2 separate regions of the Homo sapiens genome follow, and region 1 is linked to region 2. A link is a loop called in an ENCODE intact Hi-C map of the cell type or tissue named here. Cell type or tissue: heart left ventricle. All regions are shown on one strand.

What was found. A loop is a pair of places that touch in the nucleus more often than their neighbours do. Peaks named below come from ENCODE experiments on the same cell type or tissue, not always from the same donor. Only the 100,000 strongest peaks of a DNase experiment are listed, where the experiment ranks them.
Region 1: it touches region 2 in a loop (4-fold over the local background); 13 of 110 quality-filtered maps call a loop at or near these places.

What each region holds. Positions count from the first base shown.
Region 1 is chr10:74,057,755-74,060,254 of GRCh38, forward strand. All of the region lies in intron 2 of VCL (vinculin), which reads left to right. Among named protein-coding and RNA genes, the nearest start is that of VCL, 61 kb to the left of the region's middle. In heart left ventricle, a CTCF peak has its summit at 1,109; no DNase peak of the experiment used is centred here; H3K27ac peaks cover 935 bases.
Region 2 is chr10:73,884,796-73,887,295 of GRCh38, forward strand. No RefSeq gene overlaps it. Among named protein-coding and RNA genes, the nearest start is that of CAMK2G, 11 kb to the left of the region's middle. RefSeq lists enhancers at 1,350-1,459, 2,391-2,500. In heart left ventricle, a CTCF peak has its summit at 1,458 (motif pointing right); a DNase peak (open chromatin) is centred at 1,466; H3K27ac peaks cover 993 bases.

The DNA of each region.
Region 1 (2,500 bases), 170 kb after region 2:
AACCCCATCTCTATTAAAAATACAAAAAATTACCTGGGCATGGTGGCATGCACCTGTAGTCCCAGTTACTCGGGAGGCTAAGGTAGGAGGATCACTTGAGCCCAGGAGGTCAAGGCTGTGGTGAGCCGTGATCGTGCCACTGCACTCCAGCCCAGACAAAAGTTGATCATGCAATTAAAATATTAAATGTAAGCACTTAAATAGACCACCATTTTTATGAACCTGTTTTGGCATTTCTTCATTTTTAAATATGATGGACTTCTCAGACTGGGAAGTGATCTATGCCTTTCTTGATGTCTGAAAGACCCTGACAGGATGGGAAGGGAAGGGAAGATCTCAACAAGGGCTAAGAAAAGAGGAAGAATAGCCCTGACAATTGATTTTGCCTGCCACATAATTATACTGGGGCCAGACTGGTTGGAGATGACAGTGAGGGAGGTGCTGGGTGCAGTGGCCAGGTGGAGAAAACCTCACTGACCAGATTCTCATGTTCTCACTTCCTTCCCTCCACCTGTTTCCTTCCCATCTCCCAAGTGTCGTCGTAGCCTTGTTTGATCAGATATGTTTGTGGGCTCTGCAACAAGCTCTCTCTCTCTAATACAGGGATCGTGGTATGTAAACACCTGTTTCCTTGGGTGTGCTCCAGGAACTGCGACCTCCATGAAATAAAATTTTCAAGTGTTCTGTTCCATAGTACTTCACTCTTAGGCAAACAATGCATCTTTTTGACAGTATTTATAACCTAAAAGGCTATACTGTCTAAGATCAGTTTTAATTTTTTTGTTTTTATTAAAACAGTGAATGTGATATGAGTTACTTCCACTCCTCCCCAACTTTTTTTTTTTTTTGGTGGGAGTGAAAGTTGAACGTGAATGTTTTCAAGTGCTTTCCAGTTTTAATTTATGGACCATATGTCTAAATAGACTTAATCACACCATTTCCTTTATATTATTTTGTCTAAAGCTCTCCTTTCCACGGCCACTAAACCAGTGAGCTGACATAGGATGACTGCTTTTTACAGAAGTAGATTGAGATTGTTTGGCTTTAGAGTGAGCTACCTGCACTTTGTGATGGTAGACTGCCCTCCCTAGTCCAACTAGACCGATTGCAAGTGCATGTTATTTCTCACAGAAAGGGTGTGTGTGTGTGTGTGCGTGTGCACGTGCGTATGCGTGAGAGAGAGAGAGAAAGAGATCTACTGGAAAAAGAGCTCAAAGAGATGCTGCAAAGAGAATCATCTTTATAAGTAGTGCTGAACTTCTCAAGGCAGGAGCAGTGTAGTTACCTTCTCCATCGCAACATTCCTAACCTCTTAGGTAAAAATGACTCCTCCAGGCCAGGCACGGTGGCTCACACCTGTAATCCCAGCACTTAGGGATCACCTGAGGTTGGGAGTTCGAGACCAGTCTGGCCAACATGGTGAAACCCCATCTCTATTAAAAATACAAAAACTAGTTCGGCATGGTGGCGCATGCCTATAATCCCAACTACTGGGAGGCTAAGGCTTGAGAATCACTTGAGTGTGGGAGAGGCAGAGTTTGCAGTGGGCTGAGATCGCACCACTGCACTCCAGCCTGGGTGACAGAGCAAGACTCCACTTCGAAAGAAAAAAAAAAAAGAAAAGAAAAAATCTCCTCCTGCTTTTGCACCCATACTTTTTTTTTTTTTGAGACGGAGTCTCGCCCTGTCACGAAGGCTGTAGTGCAGTGGTGCCATCTTGGCTCATTGCAACCTCCACCTCCTGGGTTCAAGCAATTTTCCTGTCTCAGCTTCCTGAGTAGCTGGGATTACAGGCATGTGCCACCACGCTTGGCTAATTTTTGTATTTTTTAAGTAGAGATGGGGTTTCACCATGTTGGTCAGATTGGTCTCGAATTCCTGACCTTGTGATCTGCCTGCCTTGGCCTCCCAAAGTGTTGGGATTACAGGTGTGAGCCACCGCGTCCAGCCTGCTGGACATACTTCTAAAGACTGATTTGTACTTGTCTCCTCCTACCAAGGTTCCTCTTAGGTAAGGACTTTTAAAAAATATTCCCATTTCTAGGAATCATAGCATGTAATAGTTCCTCAATATATTAGATGAATAAATATATGAAAGAATTTAAAGGAATTTAAGATTAGTGACTCTGCTGGGCACAGTGGCTCACGCCTGTAATTCTGGCACTTTGTGAGGCAAGGCAGGAGGATCACTTGAGCCCAGGAGTTCAAGACCAGTCTGGACAACATAGGGAGACCTTGTCTGTACAAAACATAAAAAATTAGCTGGGCATGGTGATGTGCACCTATAGTCTCAGCTACTTAAGAGGCTGAGGTGGGAGGATCACTTGAGCCCAGGAGTTCAAGACCAGTGTGGGCAACATAGTGAGACCCTGTCTCTACAAAAAATATAAAAAATAAAAAATTATCTGGGCATGGTGGCATGTGCCTTTGGTCTCAGTTACTTGATAGGCTGAGGTGGGAGGATGACTTGAGTCTGGGAGGTTGAGGCTACAGTGAGCTG
Region 2 (2,500 bases):
ATTAGCCGGGTATGGTGGCGTGCGCCTGCAGTCTTAGCTATTTGACTGAGACAGGAGAATTGATTGAACCCAGGAGGTGGAGGTTGCAGTGAGCAGAGATCACGCCAGTGCACTCCAGCCTGGGTGACAAAGCAATACTCTGTCTCAAAAAAAAAAAGGAGTGAACAAAAGAGGTGATGTCCCTGCCCTCAGGAAGCCACTTTGGGAGGCACTTGAGGTCCCAGCACTTGAGGTCAGGAGTTTGAGAGCAGCCTTGCCAACATGGTGAAACCCCATCTCTACTAAAGATACGAAAATTAGCAGCTGGGCACAGTGGCTTACGCCTATAATCCCAGCACTTTGGGAGGCCAAGGTGGAAGGATCACGAGGCCAAGAGATCGAGACCATCCTGGCCAACATGGTGAAACCTCATCTCTACTAAAAATACAAAAATTAGCCGGGCATGGTAGCGCATGCCTGTAATCCCAGTTACTTAGGAGGCTGAGGCAGGAGAATCACTTGAACCCGAGAGGCGGAGGTTGCAGTGAGCCGAGATTGCAACAATGCACTCCAGCCTGGGCAACAGAGCCAGACTCCGTCCCAAAAAACAACAACAACAAACACAAACAAACAAACACAAATAATAAATTTCTTCTTTTTTTTTTTTTTGAGACGGAGTCTCACTCTGTCGCCCAGGCTGGAGTGCAGCGGCGTGATCTCGGCTCACTGCAAGCTCTGCCTCCCGGGTTCATGCCATTTTCCTGCCTCAGCCTCCTGAGTAGCTGGGACTGCAGGCGCCCACCACCACGCCCGGCTAATTTTTTTGTATTTTTAGTAGAGATGGGGTTTCACTGTGTTAGCCAGAATGGTCTCTATCTCCTGACCTCTTGATCGCCCCACCTCGGCCTCCCAAAGTGCTGGGATTACAGGCGTGAGCCACTGCGCCCGGCCACAAATAATAAATTTCTTATGTTGAACATAGATTGCTTGAACAACAACAACAATAATGCCATATTTTCTCCCTACTATCTCATTTTAATCATCATAACAACCCTAAGGGTAAGTTTTGGTATTCTCATTTTACAGATGAGATTGCGCTGATTCTCTGAACTCACCCCTTGAAATGGTTGGCACCTAATTATGGGCTTGCTGTTTGCTTTCTTAAAATTTTGGTTTTAACTTCTCATTTAGATCATAGGTCCCTTAAAAGCAGAGCCCTAGTCTTCTCCTCCTTATATCTCCTTCTCCTCATATCTTGTGGCCAAGCACTGTGTGCTATACACAGTGAGTGCTTTTTAACGGGTCTGTCCGTTGGATGGATCCTGTTCTGATATGGGCCGCTTATATTGGTGGTGGTGCCATCTTGAATGCTTTCCACTCTGGGCCCAAGGATGGAGAACCTGGAGATGGTGCGGGCCACAGAAGTGAGGAGGCTAGGTCTCCACCCCAAACGGGCAGTGATTCTGCTTGTCCACTAGAGGCCGCCTTAGACCCAGTTTTAGAGAGCCGGAGAGCTACCAGATTACTCAGCCCACTCCACCCCAGGGGTCATTTCCAGCACCAAGTCTGTCTTAGAACCCAAGGCCCCACAGTCCATTATTGGTGCCTCCAGCTATGGTTTCTTCCAGTAGATCACTAGATCTCAGACATGGAATGAGCTCCAGAATAAAAGTTGCTGATGCCAGCTAGATAACAGGAGTGTTCTGGCAGGTTCCAGGTGCCCCTCAATGAGCCAAATCAACAAATGTATATGGGGCACCCAACTGAGCACCTTCTGTGTACTAGGCAGGGTGCTATACTCTGGGACTAGTTTGGTGAACAAGACCTCCCTTCTCTACTCTCCCAGCTCTTATGATCTAATGAGGTACACAGACAAATCTAAAATCAATGCATTGTGTGATAAACTGCTGACATGATTTCTCCTCCAGGGTTAGTTCTCTCTATGTCTCATTTCACTGTGAATTATCCCATGAGACACCTACTTGCTTTAGGGCAAGGAAGTAAGGCCAGAAGCAGAGAAAAGAAAATCATCCACATTTGGAGAATCACTGCAGAACCCCTCCTTTCAGGAGGTATAAGGATCTCCAGTGTCTTCTGGTAGATCTGAGGGCATCTGGGGCTGGAGTGGGTGCTGGGGACAAGGAAGTACCAGGCCACCTCGACACAGCCTTCCTGCTCTTCCTTCTCCAGGTGGCCTGGGAGCTTTGCTTGGGAAGTGAAGCAGATTCCCCAGACTTTGGGTTGTGATCTGCCTGCTTACTTTCTCACTGATTTATCTTTGCCTCTTTTTGTTTATTTATTTCTTCCTTTTTCTCAGATTATCTGTCAGTCAACATGTTTGTCAAATGAATGTGATATTCAGGGCACTCTTTTTCACTCAGAAGCATGAGGTCAAGGAAGTCACAACAGAGTTGGGGAGATAAGATACAGAGGGATAGAGACAGACTCCCGTGCAGTGCCGCATTTTTCTAAGTGCAAGTTGTGGCTGCCCGTGGCCATTTCCAGGGATAGATCCCTGGGG